Linked DNA regions of Homo sapiens: all the other regions are linked to region 4. A link is a loop called in an ENCODE intact Hi-C map of the cell type or tissue named here. Cell type or tissue: heart right ventricle. All regions are shown on one strand. Links, peaks and the distances in the headings refer to the core of each region. The heading gives the core; the rest is flanking DNA.

What was found. Peaks named below come from ENCODE experiments on the same cell type or tissue, not always from the same donor. Only the 100,000 strongest peaks of a DNase experiment are listed, where the experiment ranks them.
Region 1: a loop joins it to region 4, with 4 times the contacts of the local background. A loop is called at or near these places in 87 of 110 quality-filtered maps.
Region 2: it touches region 4 in a loop (14-fold over the local background); 28 of 110 quality-filtered maps call a loop at or near these places.
Region 3: a loop joins it to region 4, with 7 times the contacts of the local background. A loop is called at or near these places in 92 of 110 quality-filtered maps.

The regions. Positions count from the first base shown.
Region 1 is chr2:46,060,307-46,065,251 of GRCh38, reverse strand. All of the region lies in intron 10 of PRKCE (protein kinase C epsilon), which reads right to left. Among named protein-coding and RNA genes, the nearest start is that of EPAS1, 230 kb to the left of the region's middle. In heart right ventricle, for the core only: CTCF peaks have their summits at 1,945 and 2,146 (motif pointing left); DNase peaks (open chromatin) are centred at 1,695 and 2,131; H3K4me3 peaks cover 507 bases; H3K27ac peaks cover 2,774 bases.
Region 2 is chr2:46,227,955-46,232,899 of GRCh38, reverse strand. No RefSeq gene overlaps it. Among named protein-coding and RNA genes, the nearest start is that of EPAS1, 67 kb to the left of the region's middle. RefSeq lists enhancers at 2,351-2,440, 3,016-4,000. In heart right ventricle, for the core only: a CTCF peak has its summit at 2,642; DNase peaks (open chromatin) are centred at 2,009 and 2,583; H3K27ac peaks cover 2,686 bases.
Region 3 is chr2:46,008,692-46,013,636 of GRCh38, reverse strand. PRKCE (protein kinase C epsilon) reads right to left here. Exons shown (of 15, transcript NM_005400.3): 10 at 3,120-3,293. Among named protein-coding and RNA genes, the nearest start is that of EPAS1, 290 kb to the left of the region's middle. In heart right ventricle, for the core only: a CTCF peak has its summit at 2,593 (motif pointing left); no DNase peak of the experiment used is centred there; H3K27ac peaks cover 1,239 bases.
Region 4 is chr2:46,362,676-46,367,620 of GRCh38, reverse strand. All of the region lies in intron 6 of EPAS1 (endothelial PAS domain protein 1), which reads right to left. Among named protein-coding and RNA genes, the nearest start is that of LINC01820, 29 kb to the left of the region's middle. In heart right ventricle, for the core only: CTCF peaks have their summits at 1,116 (motif pointing right), 2,336 and 2,540 (motif pointing right); no DNase peak of the experiment used is centred there; H3K27ac peaks cover 4,000 bases.

The DNA of each region.
Region 1 (4,945 bases), core at 425-4,424, 300 kb after region 4:
CAGCATTCTTTCAAGATACAGGTCTTGAACAGTCATTTTCCCCTTTTCTCTTAATAGCAGGCTTTTAGGTTTAAACTATCCAGAAATTACATTACCACCCATGTCTCCTCCTCCTTTACCTGTTTGCAGAAAAGAAGCTTGGTAAATTATTATCGTATAATCTGTGATGCCAGCGCTGAAGTGTGGAATAATTTAAATATTTTGAAGGGTCGAGGATGTACAGGGTCAAATAACTTAAGAGCATGGCTTCTCAAGCTAGAACATGAAAAATTTCTCTTCTTCTAGTTGAAAATGGGGAGCCACATCTACAGAAAGCTTGGGCTTGGTGTTGGCAACAATGGGGCCTCCCCTTTCCCACTGCCCCAGTCCTTTTCTCCCCACACCCACATGAAAGGACGATACATTCCACAGGCCATGGATGAGCATCAAGTAGCAAAATTCTATAAGACTAAGAATCCCCCAGAAAGAGCCCAAGAGAATTACCAAAAAAACTTCTGTAATTTTGCCTCCAGTCCTAGTTTATTATATGTTACCAGTTTTAGGCCAATGAGGCATTTTCCAACTTCCCTAGTTCGTACTGTCACCAAAATCAGAGTCTAACTATGCTTAGAAAATGCTTCTTTGTATCTCCCTAATTCTTCTTCTATCTAATCTACAAAGGAGATAATATTCAGTCAGACTCTGCTTCTGGTGCAAGCTGCTGATGAAAATCTAAATCCCTCATGCTATGATTTAAGCAGTTATTGCCAAGACTGTCCTTTCTATTACCATCTAATATCATTTATTAAAGAAACCATTAGTGCAAGGAAATCTGATTAATTTGGGATTGCCAATTACTGAGAAGTGAATCATTAACAAATTCATATGAACTTCATTTGCAAATAGAGAACTTTTGAGTGTCGAAGGAGAACGACTATATTTTTAAGGGCAGTTAACAATTTTCTTTTTCTTTTTTTTTTTTTTTTTTTTTTGAGACAGAGTCTCACTCTGTCACCCAGGTGGAATGCAGTGGTATGATCTTGGCTCACTTCAACCTCCACCTCCCAGGTTCAAGCGATTCTCCTGCCTCAGCCTCCTGAGTAGCTGGGATTACAGGCACGTGTCACCATGCCTGGCTAATTTTTGTATTTTTAGTAGATACAGGGTTTCACCATGTTGGCCAGGCTGGTCTTGAACTCCTGACCTCAAGTGATCCGCCCACCTCGGCCTCCCAAAGTGCTGGGATTACAGGTGTGAGCCACTGTGCCCGACCAGTTAACCATTTTCATAGACAGTAAAATACTGTTAGCAAATGAAAGATGTGAGGCCTAACACCTGATGATAGTCAACAACTCTTCGGGCTCAGAGAGGACTGGAATTCTGTGAAGTCATTAGAAATGAATACTCCACCCTTCTCTCAGGTTATTGAATAATCTGTATCTTAAATGACTTTGATAGGAAAATGCTACTCCAATTTAGCCAGAAGAGGAGTCGCTGGTAAGGAGTTGCTGGTAAGGATTTTTACCCCAGAAGGAAGTGGCGATTGGTCTAGCAAAACACTGTAAATCTTTTCCTGCCCCTTGCAAGATGGTCACAGTTGCGGAATTCTCTGCCCTGGGAGCATGCTTGACTTCCATTTTCAAATACAAGGGAAAACAAACAAACTCGAGCTGCTTCACAGAGCCTCAAATAGCTTTTTCCAAAGATGGGCGCCATCCCCCATCAGGTGGGTTTTTGAGGGCCCAGACCACAGAAACCATCTGGGAGTCTGTGCTCAAAAGTTCAGAACAATCCAGAAATTATTTCAGCTGTTTTCATTTTATAAATAAAACAAAAACACCAAGTAGGAACAAACAAACACATGCTTCCATGCGTCTATTTTTAAAAGAAAAGACAGCTCCGCCCCGACTTTTTTTTTTTTTTTCTGTTCAACTTCAGGCTCTTACACATAAAAGTATAACACAATGCTGGAAACTGAAGCAGTTCCAAATTTTCTCCTCCTAGAATATCACCTAGCTATCTAAGCCTAAAGCATTTTAGGTCCTTTGTCTCCTCTTTCTGGCCCTGGATCAACGGAACATAATAACCAGTTGCTATTTCATCAACATCCCCAGGGTCCAACCTTGGCCCACTCAGCTCTGCCTTTCCAACAATCATCGCCCTCTCGTGGCAAAAGCTGTTAACTGCAAGCTACTTAGCAAGTTGACTGCAGATGGAGAATAAAATGATCAGCTTGCCCACTCTGCTTTCTTTCGTGATTTCTAAGAATGCACTTAAAATGAGAAAACTGGAAGATTTGTATGTAATTGATTTAAGTGTAGGAAAACCTACATTAATAAGCTGAGGCCGGGCGCAGTGGCCCATGCCTGTAATCCCAGCATTTTGGGAAGCTGAGGTGGGAGGATCACTTGAGCCCAGGAGTTTGAGACCAGCCTGGCCAACATAGCGAAACAACGTCTCCACTGTAACTACTCAGGAGGCTGAGGCAGGAGAATCGCTTGAACCCCGGAGGCGGAGGTTGCAGTGAGCTGAGATGGTGCCACTGCACTCCAGCCTGGGCCACTGAGCGAGACCATCTCAAAAAAAAAAAAAAAAAAAAAAAAAGGCTGAGCTTTTATACCCTTCAACTCCTACTTAAAAGAATATTGGGGGTGAAGTGGGGGAGGGTTGGTCAATGCATAAACACAGAAAGCAGATTGTTACTGCATTGCAAAGAGCCCCTTAGGTATCACTCTGTCGAACTCTCCTATTTACCTATTAGTCTTCATAGTTTGTGTCTAGTCCTAATCCCCGGGGATGGTTTTAGAATCACAAAAGAGTGTTCTTGGCACACTGGGCTTCTCATGGCTTCCTAAGGGGCACACTTTGAAAGAGAGTCTGACTAATTTGAGTAGGACATATCTGCCCAGGGAGCACCCACAGGGATGACCTGTCACCAGAACACACAAACGACCTCATGCACCGGGCCAGATTTTGTTTCTGAAAGGCTAAAACCCTATCCTCAACAAAAGAGTAGGGGACATGTCTATCGTATTCATTCCCATGCCCCCAGCATCTGACACAGGGCTTTATATCCAGCAGGAGGGCAAGAAATACTTAATGTATGCATGAGGCTGGGTGTGGTGGCTCACGCCTGTAATCCCAGCACTTTGGGAGGCTGAAGCAGGTGGATCACCTAAGGTTAGGAGTTTGAGACCAGCCTGACCAACATGGCGAAACCCTGTCTCTACTAAAAGTACAAAATTAGCCGGGCGTGGTGGCACTTGCCTGTAATCCCAGCTACTTGGGAGGCTGACACACTAGGATCTCTTGAACCCGAACCCGGGAGGCGGAGGTTGTAGTGAGCCGAGATTGTGCCACTGCACTCCTCCTGGGCGACAGAACGAGACTGTTGCAAAAAAAAAAAAAAAAAAGAAAAAGAAAAGAAAAGAAAAGAAAAGAAAAGAAATACTTAACGTATGCATGAGTGACAGCGAGATGCTGAATGGGTCTTCAGGAAAGCAAACACCGTGCTCATCTCCAGGGTACTTTGATTTCCAGTCCTGATTTCTCCCAGGAACTAGGGGATTTAAAATGCTACTCCGGGAATCCTTACAGATACCAAGGAGGTGGCTTGGGGGTTGGCCCCCAGCTCACTTCAGTAAAGGGAGGATTCCTCTTTCATAAGTTTATATATTGAGCTTCTCTGCAGGATTCATATTAAGGAAGGATTCTATTACTAAAATAGCCAGAAATGACTGCTCTAGGTCATTGGCCCCAGCACAGTAACAACGGACTTGAGAGAAATGGTTCTTCTCTCACCCAGAGAAAACAACGATAACTAAATTATAGGGGGGAAAAAAAAGAATAAAAAATTGTTAAAGGCCAGGCACCATGGCTCACGCCTGTAACCCCAACCCTTTGGGAGGCTGAGGCAGGCAGATTGCTCGAGCCCAGGAGTTTTGAGACCAGCCTGAGCAACATGGTAAAACCCCATCTCTATAAAGAATACAAAAATTAGCTGGGCATGGTGGGGCACACCTGTAGTCCCAGCTACTCAGGGGGCTGAGGTGGGTGAATCACCTGAGCCTGGGCATTTGAGGCTGCAGCGAGCCCTGATCATGCCACTGCATTCCAGCCTGGGTAATAGGAGTAAGACCCTGTCTCAAAAAAAAAAAAAAAAAAAAAAGGAAAAAAAAGAAGAAAAGAAAATCATTAAAGACAAAAAATCTGGCCGGACGCAGTTGCTCACTCCTGTAATCCCAGCACTTTGGGAGGTGGAGGTGGGCGAATCACTTGAGGTCGGGAGTTCAAGACCAGCCTAGCCAACATGACAAAACCCTGTCTCTACTAAAATTACAAAAATGAGCCAGGTGTGGTGGCGTGCGCCTGCGGTCCCAGCTACTCAGGAGGCTGAGGCAGGAGAATCACTTGAACCTAGGAGGCAGAGGTTGCAATGAGCTGATATCGTGCCACTGCACTACAGCCTGGGTGACACAGTGAGACTCTGTCTCAAAAACAAAAAACAAAAAAACAAAAAAAAAAAAAAGGAGAGAGAAAAAAATCTGACTATAAGATTGACAGAACTAGACAATTTCTTTGGGTGAGTGGGATGGACGCACAGGTGCATACAGCAACGGGAAGGGGAGGAGGGGTGTCTTATAATCACACAGAACTCTTCCGGGACCCTTTTCCCACTGGAACTCAGTGGTCCTGGAGGGAAGGACTGCTTTGGGAGCTAACAAGATTGGGTACTGTTTTCCTTCTCTGGTCTTTCCCCTCTCCTTCTGGATGACAGCTCCGTGTTGATGAGTGTGTGTGGTGCCCAGGAGCAGGAGAGCTCCCAGACAACTCACTTAACCCTCACTGCTTTGCCTGCCTCCGGTGTCATCACGAAGGTATTGTAAAACCATGGGCAGGGTCTTCTCTCTTGTGCAGGTTCTTGGGCTGCCCGGGCAGTGCCCAGGAGGAAGGGCTGTCTGACCTG
Region 2 (4,945 bases), core at 350-4,349, 130 kb after region 4:
AGGCAGGACCCTAGACCTGACTGAGGAGGAGCTGGTGCAGGGTGAAATGGGGGTGGAGGGGCAGTATTTGAGCCCCCAGCATTTAAAAATCCGTTATTAGTGTTTAAAACATTTAAAAGATGCATCTAAGAAAATAGAGAATTAATTTTGGGATCATCTGTTGTGCTGATTTTTCCAGATCATTTATTCATTTATCTAACAAAATATTGAACTGAAAGCCTATTATGCAGGGCTCTGTATTAGGCACTTGGACTCTCTATACAAAGATGTATAAAATAGTCTCCACTTCCATGATGTTTACAGCCCAATTAAGGAGATAGATCAGTAACAACTCACAATAATAACAGAAAGAAGGGGCCCTGTGCAGTGGTTCACGCCTGTAATCCCAGCACTTTCAGGAGGCTGAGGCGGGTGGATCACATGAGGTCAGGAATTCAAGACTAGCCCGACCAAAACGGTGAAACCCCATCTCTACTAAAAATTCAAAGATTAGTCAGGCGTAGTGGTGGGTACCTGTAATCCCAGCTACTTGGGAGGCTGAAGCAGGAGAATTACCTGAACCTGGGAGGTGGAGGTTGCAGTGAGCTGAGATCGAGCCACTGCACTCCAGCCTGGGCAACAGAGGGAGATTACATCTCAATAATAATAATAACAGAAAGAAGGAAATCAGTGCTAACAAAAGGTTATAAGCACTAGCAACACGGGCCCAGAGTGAGGGGTTCATTCTAGCTGGAGGGGTTTAGGGAAGGCTTCCTGGGAGGGAAAGGGAAGGAGGGGCAGCACTTATCTGAGCTTGAAAGCTAAGTGTACCTGGTGAGAGGAATGGCATAAGCAAAGACTGTGTGGGCTCAGCAGCTGGACCTCTGGGGACGGTGCCTTGGAGCCTGGCTGATGAACGGGGTAGGCCAGGTCTTGGAACACCTGCCCATTCACCCCAGAACAAGAAGACCAGCTTCAGAAACCACGTGACCCCACCTCCTAGCTCTCAGTTGATTAGGTCAGCCTGGGTACCTCTGTTTTCCTTTGCGGCCAGGCAAGAACATTCGGCCCAAAGGAATATTGGCACTAATTGGATCAATAGATCCTTCCCCTGGGGGATTGTAAGTGGAGACATAGAAAAAGACAGGTAGCTGGCTGGTGTTGAGAGTAGAAGGAAAAAAGCAAAGAGAGCAGCAGAGGGCTGTGTGTCCTTCTGTGAGAGTAGAGCACAGAGCTGAGGAGGTAACAGGGTGGCCCTACCTCTGAGCCCCTCATCTGTACCCCAGTCTCCACAAGCCCTGACCCTGCTCTTCTCCTTGCTCTTTCTTGGTGGCGCTTCCTGGCCTTTGCCTAGCCACAGTGTTGACTAGGTCTAGCCACACGGTTGACTTCCCTGTGCATCCTCACCTGGCCTCCCCAACTCACTGCAGAAAGCAACTTGGTCTTTACAGTTAGCTCCATAAGGAACCAACGCCTTGAAGGGCAGGCTGGGAGCTGGAGTTCTAGTTCATGGCTAGTGGGATACTTAGAAAATTTCTGAGCCGTTTAGGAATGTCTCTGGCAGCAGAATGGAGAAGGGGATAGAGCAGAGCCAGCCTGGGGTTAGGACAGTGGTCAGGAGGAGCTCCCGGGCCCCAGAGGAGAGGATCTGAAGGGGAATTGGGACAGCAGCTGTGGGGTGTGTCACATAAGAGGAAACCAAATAGCCAATCAACAGGTGAAAAGGTGCTTCACAGGCCCAGTTCTAATATCTGTGAGGCTCAGAGCCCCTAAGTCTAGTGATAGCCCAATTCACATCTTAATATTTCAAAATTATTGAGTTAACAATCATTAAGTAAAGTACATTCTATCCTTCTAATTTTGCAAATACACATTCATTATGACCTGGAAGGCCAGGTTGAAATTCAGAACATTCGGTTCCTGGGAGTTCCATGCCTGAATGTGGTGGTTCAGGAAAAGCAGGTCCCCAGCCCCCAGCCTCCATCCCACCCGCCTTTACTTCCTGTCCCCAGCAACATCCTGTCCTGCAGAGGACCTCACACTCATGCCAGGGGACACTCCAGCTTACATGTCCAAGCTCCACCCTCCCCCCAGCAAACTACTGCCCCATGGCTGCTCTCCAAACTGGAGATGATGGGGATGCTTGTTACCACTTACCCTAAGAAACAGGCCTGGGGGAGCAGCCCATGCAACCTGGTTTGGGAACATCTGGGCAAGGAATTCCAGAGTCCTGAGCACCAGCTTCATCCCTGACTAACTGGATAACTCAACCTCCATGAGCCTCAGTTTGGTCACCTCTAAAGACTCCATAAAATGTCCTCTACTAGGTTACAATATTATGAGGTAAAAACATTACATAACTCTAAGTCCAGATGTTAGCCCAGTGCATTTAACTGGGCTGCGTGCTAACCTGACAGCTTGACCCAGGCTGCGGGATGTCACCAGGTATAGGGGTCAAGCTGAGACAGGGCTGGGCTCCAGTGGAACCCTCCTGCTGCCCTGCTGGGGAAGGGGAGGAAGTGGCTAACCAGCACCAGCCACAGCCCCAGGGCCAGGTGAGCAGGAGCCTTGACTCTGTCCCCTGGGCCTCCTCTGGCCTCAGAGCGATCCCTGCCTTGGCGGGGAGGCCTGCCTGGGCACTCGGAGCTCTGGCACCACCCTGAGTTGGGTAACAGTATTCCTGCCTCGCAGCTGTGTCTGCCCACTGGGCTGGCTTGCAGCTTGGGGAGGCTGGTGTGTGTGCCAGAAACAGGGAGACCTATTTTTGCCCCAGCCACAGGCCCATGGCCAGAAAAAAAGTTAAATAAAGATGATTTTGTTTTTTCTTGGTGTATAGAGTGCAACTCACTTACTTTTTAACAGACAAGATCAAAGGATCTCTTCAGTAAGAATAATGAATCGTAAATGAATGCAGGTCTACAATGAGACCAGCAAAATGGGGAACTAGAAGGGAGGAAAAGGGGAGGGAGAGAGAGTGAGGGAGAGCTGGAGGGAGAAAGACAGGTGGATAGAGACAGGAAAAACTGGAGTGAGAAAGAAAATCCAGTATCAATAAGCATCAATACCCTGAAGGGGTGATGAGAAAGAGAGAGACAGATACCAAGAGAGACAGACGGATGGAAAAAGAACAAAGACTCAGTGGGGTTTTCGGACTGCAGCAAAGGAGGTGGTGAGATGACGCATATTCGGATGTGACTTCATCCTGGTTAACCATTATTCAAGCTCTTCAATTGTTGCACTCTACGAACCCACAGGGAGTCCATTCTCAGTGAACTAACACAAGCAGGCCATAGCAGAGGAAGCTATTCCATTACCACAAGTGCTGTCTCAAGCCAAGGGGGCACATTTACCTGGAACATCCCTGTCATGTCCTTGAATGAGGGCAGGGGAAGGGTTAACCTGCAGCAGACTCTGGTAGACAGCTTCCATCCCACCTAGTGGTGAGGATAATCAGAGAAGGAAAGAAATCTCCTTCCATATAGCTTTTCAGAACAGCAGGGTCCCAGCTCCAGCCAGGGAAGGCTGCGCACCCGGGCCCAGTGAACTTGAACCAATTGTTTCACAAGATGAGATCTGACAAGCACCAGGGAGACAGCCCTACCCCAAAATATCTTTCCCACTGCCTGTCAGGACTTTGGCCTCCATTGCAAGGTAACAACCTCAGTCAGGGTAGGAGTCAGGAAGCCCAGCGGGGAGTCCCCAGCAGAGCTTTCCATGCCCGGATTCCCCATCTTAAGTGGGGATAACATTCCTTTCCTGCTCATTTCCCAGGGCGGTTATGAGAACCAGTTTGTCAATGGATATGCAAGATCATGGCTTGAGTTTGAATCCTGGCTCTGGTATAACTGGCTGGGTGGTGATTCTCGTCCTATGTTCTGCCACCTATAATAAGAAAAAAACAAGGTTGTTGTGATAATGAAGAAAAGTAATGTTTGTAATGATCTGGTACCAGCTGGTGGCCATAGAAATTACTTAGGTATTGGCCAGGCATGGTGGCTAACACTTGTAATCCCAGCACTTTGGGAGGCCTAGGCAGGAGGATCACTTGAGCCCAGGAGTTTGAGACCAGCCTGGGAAACATGATGAGACCCTGTCTCTATTAAAAAAAAAAAAAAAAGCCAGGTGTGGTGGCACACCTGTAGTTCCGCCTATTCTGGAGGCTGAGGTGCAAGGATTGCCTGAGCCCGGGAGGTCAAGGCTGCAGTGAGCTGTGATCATAGCACTGCACTCTAACTTGAGTAAAAGAGTGAGGTTCAAAAAAAATTACTTAGGTACTTTCCCTAAAAGTAAATCTATTTAGCTAAAATTATTGGTATTTCTGTGTATAGAGAACCATCTCACCCTCTGGACCCAAATGCATCTATTCTGGAGGGAAGCACACACCTAACCTGTCATTAACATCTTTTTCAAACATTTTCCAATAGGATAGGTAGCTGAGAGCAAGTTTCTGATGGTCTGCTATCTCACAGCAGAGGTAAGACTTGATAAAGAAAGAGGGGTGAGAAATTGCTCCACAGTTGGGGCACTGCCTGGGTTCCACCCAGCAATCAATCAATTCTCTGCCTGGTAAATTCTCACATGTTCTTGAAGACTCGATCCAGGTGTCACTTGTCAGTGATGCCTTCTCTAGTCAGACATTTTGACTCCTGTGAGTCCCACCAGTCTTTGTCTATAACCATTATATTGTATTTCTCACGTTTTACTGTAATTGCCTCTCCTATCAAACTGTGAGTTCTTTGAGAACGGGGACTGCATCATATTCAATTCTGCCTCACCAGTCCCTGCTTGGTCCAGAAAGGCACTCAAGGTCTACTGAATAAATACCCAGGCGTGTCTCTCTGCTGGGAGGACCAGAAATATTTAACCTGTGAGAGGATACTTCTAGCTATCAAAATAAAAGTTCTTTCATGTGCATGCTTTCACAGATTACAAATTTATATACCTGTTGCCTCATTTGCTTTTCACA
Region 3 (4,945 bases), core at 604-4,603, 350 kb after region 4:
AGTCTTAGTGGAAACCAGGTTTAAGGTGGCTCAGAGGAACTGTCCTTTGTTTTCAGGAAAAGTGAAACTCAATCAAGACTGAATTCTGTGGCTACCAAACCCAGCTGCTATTCCCAAATCCTGTCCAAATCCTCTCTACCTTTCAAAGCCTGGCTTGATCGCACTTCTTCCACTAGATCGTAGGGAAGACCCCCTCCCCTGAGTCTTCTTGGTTTGAATACTCCCATCTAGAACATAACTATTCAATGCTGTTTGCTACTCCCTCTTAGCTTGTGGAATTTAGAATAACCTCCCAATCTATTATCAGTGAATCCTTCCACGTGAGAACTGTCTTCCTTTGGTTAATAACCCCAGCATCTACCTCAGAGTCAGGTGAATAATAGCTACTCTTTAAAACTATGATAAACTGTTGGTTTGTCATAGGGAAAGTCACATTTTTAAAAAGTTAAGTTGAAGGTTTATAAGCTGATTCTTCATCAGGTTCCTTTCATAAGTAAGTTAAGATCCTTCTATGAGGTTAAAATATGATTCAGTTTAGAAAAATTCAGTGAATATGCATCTGTTACATAAAGCTAAGTATTCTATGAAACTGAGGTGGCATGAGAGAGTTGGTGCAAAGCTGCTCCTGTGACTGTGGCTGCCTGACAGTGGCCTGAGAAAAGATAGTAAATATCTGAACTACAGAGGAAGCTCCTTCTCTGCCCATCCTCACCCTACAGCCATCCATGACAACATCCATGTTAGCTTGATCACTGTTCTGCCATAAAAGAAATCCCTGGTGTTATTCAACACCATTTTGTGCTCCAAAAGCTGCCATATGATGAGGAATCCTTAGCCTTGTTATTCTACAACGCACAAAGGAGAACACTGCTGACATTGAAGACATCCATTCCCACTCCCTCACTCATTCACCAAGCTGACCTTCAACGTGGCTTCCCATGATCCACCACGTACAGGGGCTCCATAGAGCCCTCACAACTAAACTGGACCCCTCCTAGGATGTTGGGCTTCTTGATAATGGTGTAAAGAAAACTTGCCAGAGTGGCTCCCTGCCTGGAAAGCCACCTCAGATAGTGAGAGGGAGGGCTACCTGCTGGGGACAGGGGGAAGTGGGAGGGTTCCTCCAACAGAAGGGACCCTGTGCTGGATCAGGCACAAGAAACTAGCAATGTGAATCAGAGCAAGGCCCCACTACCTTGGGAGTCCCTGAGACTAGATGAGATGCCAGGTCTGACTCTGCCAAGATGGAGTGCCTATGAGCAAAATAGTTTTACTTCTCTGAAACCCAATTTTCTCACTGGTACCAAAAGGAAAGAAAAGAAAAAAAAAAAGGAAAAGAAAAGAAAGGAAAAGAGAGAGAGATAAAGAAAGATAAGGTGACTTTGAAAAAATCTTCCAAGTCTTTGATTCTGTCCGTGGGTACCTGTCAAGTGTGAGGCCCTGTGATAGGCACCATGGAAAATACAAAATATGATACATTTCTCATGAATCTAAAATTATGCTCTAGTGGAAAAAAGAAGAAAGTTAACTCCATCACTGAGTCTCTATTATTCAGGATTCTGTACACACACAAACCCATAAATATTAGGCATTACACAACACACATGAAAAATGAGAAGAGTTAGTAATTCTTATACTTGTGCAGAAAAAGGGATAGATTCCTATTAAATAGTGGTCTCTGAGGAAAGTTTCGTAGACAAAGAAATATGTGTCCATCTTGAAAGATAAGCAGAATGATTTCCAGATTTTCAGACGATATTTCTTATTCTCCTGAGAGATCAGAAGGATAGGAAAAATTCCACTGGATCAGGGTTCCTCAGTATGGAATGGGCATTGTGTGTGTGTGGGTGCATGTGTATGTGTGTGTAAGAGAGAGATGGGGGACCCTGGGATCAAATAAGTTCGGAAAAGTAGATTAAACAAAGGTAATTTTGTTTTCATTGCAGGTCTCCTCAAGGATGCTAATAAACATACGTGTGTTGAGACTAAGAGAGGTTACGTTTGCAGTGACTCCAACTATGGGTCACAGAGTCCTTTCTTCTTACAGCTGCTCAAGTGATTGGGGTTCTGAGAAATCCTCTCTGGGAAACGGTGTACCAAAGATAATGTAAACTCCATGAGGTCAGGGACTAGTCTAGTTCACCACTGTATCTCCAGCACCTGGCATGGCATCAGATACACGGGAAGGATATAATGAAATATAATAAAAGAAAAGTTTGCCAAATGACTCAATGAATAACTATTGAATTTTAAGTGGAAAAACTGGCATTCAAAATGACATGGAGATGAGAATACACCCAGAAGCAAGGTATCACCTCTCCATGATGTCACCCTCAGGGTCTGGGTTCCACATAAGCCACAGCTAGGAGTTTCAGGTGATGTCTGTCTTTGCCTTCTCAAGAAGCAAAATACTACAAACATCCATAATGATCCTAAAAGACTTTAACTCCTCCCAACCCCTCAAAAAGGATAACAAAATTAGAGCTTCATGAAGAACATTGCTGTTTCTTTACTAAAAACAGGTAACAAATTAGTTAATAATACTCGAGTCAGACTCTACCATGGAGTTATGGATTATCTTTGTTTCTTTACTGCCACCTTCTGGTTCCCAGACACCTATGCGGTAAATTAAAAATGCTGCCTTATATTTGTGTTTCACTATGAAATTTTAAGCATTTGTTCACATCCTTTATTTCAGATGACATTACACAGATTAGAAGAGATTAAGGTGGCCTTTACTCTTTTTCATATGACATGAAAATAACTTAGAAGTTAAGTGATTTGATTAGTGATAGAAAGTTAGGAGCAGAGCAAGGACTAACCACACTTGTTGGTTTTTCCAATGAGCAAACAGTGAGTTTAGCCATTTGGCTTTGTCCAACTCTGGCTGCAAAGAATTCTACAGCTCTCTCATCCCTTCACAAGCACAACCTTGAATGGAAAATCCTGTGCCCTAAAAAAGAAGATGCTGTTCAAATACATCCTGATCTTTTCAAGGGTAAAACCCATCCCACTTTACAAAGTCTTTGAGAGAACAATGTAGAGGGTCTAAAATTGGTATTTTATCTGATAGTCAAGATGCCCCAACATGGCAGCCAGCCAGCTTCTTCCTAACATACCTTGGTCTGGAAGCAGCAGTAGAGTTGGGTAAGGTACGGGTGTTTCCGTGCCAGAGCCAAAATCCTCTTCTCTGTCATTGTGCAGTCCACGTCATCATCCTGAAGGATGACGTCCTTCTTTAAGACCTTCACAGCATATACTTCATCTTTGCCCTTGAGTTCTGCCAACATGACCTGCAATCAATCAATTGCCTCCATCAATCTATGCATGTATGGAATAAAAAGAAGAAGTGTAAGCTAATACCAAATACTTCAAAAACGAATTCTGTTTTTTCTTTAATTTTAAATATTATAACAAGCCTGGTGTGGTGGCATGCACCCAAGATACTTGGGAGGCTGAGGTAGAAGGATCATTTGAGCCCAGGAGTTACAGATCAGCATGGGCAACATAGCAAGACCCCCTCTCAAGATGTATACATAATGTTTAAGAAAACTTCCTATTCTACAATTACTACCGTTCTACAGTTACTACATTCTAATAGTTACTACAATTTATTTATTTTTGATCTCTGGCACAATGCCCAGGCATAGAAAAGAGAAGTTCAATGCACATCTGTTGAATGGTTATTCATATGTTTATATGTGTTTGTCATACTTACAATTACAGTACACCAACTATTTTTACAGTTACAGTACAGTAAAATAATGTAACTATTTTTAACTGAACATTATCTTACAGACATTCTCCATATGGTCTCCATTATTATCACGGTTGCTTATACTCAATTCAAGTAAATATAATTTATTTAACCATTTCCCTCAAATTAGGCACTTCAGTTATATCTAATCATTAAGTATTATATAAGTTGCATTGAGTATTTTTGTACACAATTAAAACAATTTCTCTTGGATTACATTTGTAAGATGGAAACCCTCATAAGTAGATTAAAGGGTGAAGCATTTTGCACATTTCCTATTTTCAGAAAGGATGTGTGATACAATGTGCCACTAGCAATGTAGAAGTGTTGGAGTTTCATGGTGACTTACCAATACTGAGTAGTTTCACTTAAAAAGTATTTTTGCTCACTTAATAGGTGTGAAATGTTACCTTGATGCTATTTTTACTTAAAATGAAACTTTAAAATTAACTGTTTTCTGACTGTATTTCTTTTCGTGTAAATTATTCACGTCTCCTTTGTCTAATTATGCTGCTATCATATTAATTTCTTACAAATTTATACACATGTGATATATAAAGATACTAACCCTTTACTTTCTGTAAAAGGTTTTCTAAGCCTGTTTTATAATTTTCTGTTATTTTATTCTATTGAAAAGAATCATGTATCTTTATGTAGTTGAATCTGTCCTTGTTTGCCTTTATGGTTTCTTTTATAACTCTGAAGCTGGAAACGTGATTCCTTTTCAAGAGAGCTAATTAACAGTTCTATGTTCTTAAAGTGTTCCTATCATTTGATATTTTTGCACTCATTTACCTACAAACGTCACAAGCCTTTCTCTTCTTAAATAAGTAACTCCTAAGTACAGTATTCCAATGTAAGTCATCAAAGCTAAAAAGCAGCCATCAGAAACTTAATGAGGGAATTCATGATGTTAACCTGAAGACTTTTTGTCGCCCGCGTATTTTACAGACTCTTTAAAACTGGCTCAAACTTTGGCTGTGATTTTTCCTAAGAGATAACCTAAATGCTCCAAAGTCATCTAAGTTCCCATTCTGCCTACACTATATGAAAACCTAGAATCTCGGAGTCTTGCTCAAAATTAGACCACATCCTGTTCAGGTCCCAGAGTTATGCCTAACCAGAGGACCTCTTTTTATTTAGTCAGTCTCTAAAGAATGTAATTGCTTCAGCTTTTGCCATTTAAGT
Region 4 (4,945 bases), core at 380-4,379:
GTCTCTGAACTCATTAGCAATGGATACATTATCTGGCAACCTGACCCTGGGGCTGGCGCCCAAGTACACCTTGGCAAAGGTGGAGACTGGGGGGAACAAGGAGACAGAACAGTGCTGGTCCTACGATCAAATGGCTTCGCTGCTGGGTCGGATGACTTTCAAGCTTAGCCTGGGAACTAGAACTGCATGAGTAAGCCCTGCTAACAATGGTCTGGCCATCTGCAGGCTCACTGACTTGCCAGATAAACTGCTTCTGTTCCTGGGCAGGTCTAGAATTTTCTAGAGACCCTCCAAAATGAGCCTACTGGCATTCTAGGAAAGATGTCTTTCTACTCTCTGAAGGAATTAAATTTCCTTTCGAGATTAGAATCTTTAAATTAAAATGTTCAAAGTAGATGTTTATTATAATCTGCCTCATAATAAAATGTTTATCTAATTAATGTATCATCCATTCAAAGGCATACAATGGGCATGTTTTGGAAGTGGAAAAACAAACCTAGATTTCAGAACTGCCAGATATCTTCCCAGTAGCAGCTTTCATTTATCTTGTCAACTAAAATAAATATTTAATGTCTTTCTTCATTCCTTTAAACAGACTACTATAAAAACTGGGAAATACACCACATCCCAAACACAATTGAAGAACATTTGAGTTGTCAAACTTCACAAAGCCAGGAAACCCCAACTTAAAGCTCATGGTCATTCGCCCCCACGTGCAGGCACGTAGACGCCAGTGGGGAGGTTAATGAACCGAGCTTGTTTATAAGGTCGCTCCTACGGCACACAAGGGCCTTCCCCGCTCATTTCCCCCAGGCTCCAGACAAGCCTTCCGAGCTGGGCTGTGATAACACAAGTTCATCTGCTCTCTCCATCAGGGGCCAGGGAACTATTTTTTTTTCTTTCTTTCTAATTAAGGACCCCTGACTCACTGGGAAAAAGAAAATCAGTTTGAGGTCACCCGTAAATTTCAAAGTCAACTCAGTAGGGCTGTTCTAAGAGAAGAGAGAAATGTACAAGGACTTAATTCACCAGATTTCAAACATAAGAACAGAGGATACTTTTTAATAATAAAGTCAAAAAACAGCAGACCAAGGATGCAGTGAGGAGAGAGATGCAGATAGATAGTCAGCCACAAGGAGGCAGAGGAAGGATGAAAGGAAATAGAAAATACAGCTTTAAAGGGGGTTGTTAAATTCTGAAGTTGGTGTTACCCCAAGTAAATACGTGGGTCAGCTCTCTGAGCACTGGACTTCAGAGTGAGATGTGCCTTCAAAATGTAAAATGAATGATTCATTGCTCTTTACTCTCAAAACTGTTTAGAAGCTCTATTCAAAATACACCACCTACAGCAGAGTGCTCGCAAAAAAATTATTCTCTTGGCTACAGCGTGAGTGCTGCCACCTCAAGTGGCAGAAAGAAATCCACCCACAGGCCTGAGAAGGCTCGCTCTTCTTCCCCGCATGTAATCGCCAGCACCCGTCCACGTGCGGTGCAGCGCCACGGTGCCTGACTTCAGATGCCACCGCCTGGAGTCACGCAAGATCTGGCTGCAGTTTTTACCCCTGTTCCCTACACGAGTAAAGGATTTGCTAGGTAAATTAATCATGTAAGCAAGATGGTGAGAGAGTATTTAAACTGTTTAAGAGGATGAAAGTTTTAAGTACTTTGTAACCACCTATTTGTTTTCCAAAGAATGTATCTGCTAATAAATACTTCAAGTCGGCTTGCTTTCCTTCCACACTCTGCCCATCGCCTCTCCTCAGCACCCCGTGATTTATCTCATTTTGGTTTCTATATGTGCTTATAAGCTTTGACACTGCGTTTCCTTACTAATATGTACGCTGTTCACTAACTCAGATTTCAGTGCCTTCGGTTGGTTTTAATATATTTTCATCTAGATTTTGTTTGCTTTAAACAGTACTTAAGCCTTGTGTTTTCCTCAAATACTACATGGTTATATGAAATCTATACAACCAGCTCTGTAATTAACGGGAAATCCATTTCTATCCTGTCTGTGGAGTGTTACAGGGTACCTGTAGGGGTAAGAGTATACATAGGAAGGTTGTGTGTGTGTTTTACCACTTATGGCTCTTTATAGTTCTCCTTACTGACATTATCTTTAGGATCCTCAACGTTTCCCTCACTTTCACCATTTTTACTTATTCTCAACTTCTTTGTAGAAAAACAATTCACCATAAATTTATCCACAGAACTTGGAATGTAGGCATCTTTATTCAACTGTAACTCCTGATATTAATATGTCCTATGTTCCCTAAATGCAATGACAAAACAGGGTTGCCCTAAAGTTCTTTACCTGTAAAAATTGTATGACCCTCTTTGTTGATTTGAAATTTTTACTGTAATTTTGAAACCTCTTCCCCTGGTGATACTGCTCCTATCCACATAATTTGGTTTTATAATTTATTTCTAAGATACAGGAAGACTCCTACAACTGACAAAATCGCAGTGGGATTATATGATAATTAGAAAGGCCTGGCCTCTATCTCCCTGACGGCTTGGCTTCCTTCACAGTTACCTCTTTCACCACTAGATGGCACCTCCACATGAATTTAAGAACCACCCTATTTTAAAGTTAAACTACTTGGGAACAACTTTTGTCTTCCTTTTGGGTAAATGGAATGTTGTATTTTGTACCATTCACTGTGGTTTCATTAAATGGCTTATGTCTCAAACTCTCAACTCCTGAAGATCAGGAATCATCTCTTTTACTTTGATGTAATGGTCTCTGGCACACAGTTACATAGCAGATGCACAGTAAATGACAGTTCGTAACTGGTTGCTCAGTATTTCGGGAAACAGAGTATATTGCCTATGTTTGAGTCGTAAATGAAGAAGAGATCATTAATTCCATTAATAATCAGGATATTTTTCTTTTACCCTGCTACTCAACTTGCTCCCCTTGTCTAGAGCAGTTGACCATAGGTACATAAATGTGACCGACATGAATTGTTATGAAATTTACTTTTAAAAGTATTTACTATTTTAAAAACAATTAATGCAGGACTTAATATGGTACTCTGATCCCTCATTAACAGGAGGACAAATGCATTTTGAACCATCTGTATTCCTTTATTCTATTTCAGATGTTTCAGAATAGGTTGTTTCAGATTCAACTGATTTGACCTGAGAGTTCAATGTAAAATTAGAGTTGTCTTTTCTCTCCCTTCTTTCCTGTCGGTTTTCATCTTTTTCTCCATGACCCTTTTTCTTTTTTTGCTTGATTGTGTCTGTGGTCTCAGTATATATAAGACAAGTACCAAACTGCTTCAAAATTGATTTTGTGGATTCTAACTGCCATACATTTTCTTCAGATTCTAACTTTTCTTGTAGGAAAACAATCCCCTTTGTGGGAATCACAGCACCTTGTGTGTCTCAGATGTCATTAAACCTAGTGAATTTCCTGATTAAAATGGAGAACCCCTCACCCCATTAGGTATCTTGGACAGGCATTGGTTTTTGCAGGATTTGTCTCTAAAGGGGAATTGAGGCGGAGAGTGTATATATGTGTGCATGTGCATATGCTTCTCCCCATCCCACCACAAAGAGTGAAAACAAAACAAGCTACCAAAACCAAAAATATCTCAGGCCTCATCAAAGCAATTAAGATATAACACTTAGGGATTAAGGACTTAAAATAGTCACTTCATCAACTGTCTAAGCCATGTCTGTGCCCTTGTTAACTAATCTGCTAATCGGTTAAACACAACTTCTGTGTGACACAGCATTCTATGTCTTTAAATGCTTCTACATGCAGCTCTCCAGCACCACTGAATTCAGACTTGGGGCCATGTAATTAGGTTTCTTGAAAGGCAAGATTTTGCTGAAAATGCAGTGTGTCTCGCAGAACTTATAAGCAATATCACCCTCTACATTATGAGTCACAAAGCCCTAAATCACGAGGCTTGATACTTCCTTTAAGCCAGAAGCTACTCTGGCTACCAGCCCTGAGCCAAACTAAGAAGTCAGCACAGCATCTTTCCCCTTTCTATGTACATTTCCTCTCCAGCCACATTTAGACATCCAATTCCTTGTGTTTCTCCCCCTCTTCTTTTGTCCAAAGGTTAGTACCTTCAGAAAATTACCTGAAACTCATTTAAACCAAGATAATGAATAAAGGATAAGGCTGAATTACCCCTTCCAGAGGATTTCTTCTCACTGTAACAAGGATCAAAATCTTAAGCTTAAAAAAAATCTCTTTTCTATTATGTAGGGATGCCAAGTTATTTTCTAGGACAGTAGGGTTTTCCCAGTGCTTATGGAGTTATGTTACGGATGTGCTTCATTCACCAGGGTGAAGCACGTATCTGACTTTCATCATCCCCAGCACTATATATGCTCCCAGGCTATATGGCTACGTCGGCTTGAGCCACTTCACCTCAAAGCCAGTGACACAGGGGCTATGCAGTGGGATTGTCCATGTTATCTCACAAGACTACTGAGGTACACAAAGCTGTGTCTTCTGCCCAGAATGTTCACCTGAATACAAAGACTGCATCTGATAAATAACCTTACCTATAACATGGATTCCTGCAGTGCCTGTCACTAAAAGTGCAATCTTCTTCTTGAACCACCATCATTATCACCACCACCACCACCACCACCACCACCACCACCACCACCACTACCACCACCACCACCACCACCACTAACAATTACAATAAATGGTGACTGTGTCGAAGTTCCAGGACGGAAGGCTTCATGCATGACATTTTCTCCCTATGAGGTTAGAGCATTTCTTTCTACTTATATAACTACCCACTAGCTCCAAAGGCTGTGAATCCTGGCCCTACTGTGGTCAGAACTGAAGGACAGGAATGACTCAAGGATACTTTTACAAAAGTTCTGAAATTGTGCCACAAGTGGTGGCCAACTCTAAGAAGGGGCGACCAACCAACACCAGGCCGGTCTGGAATCAGAGGAGAGA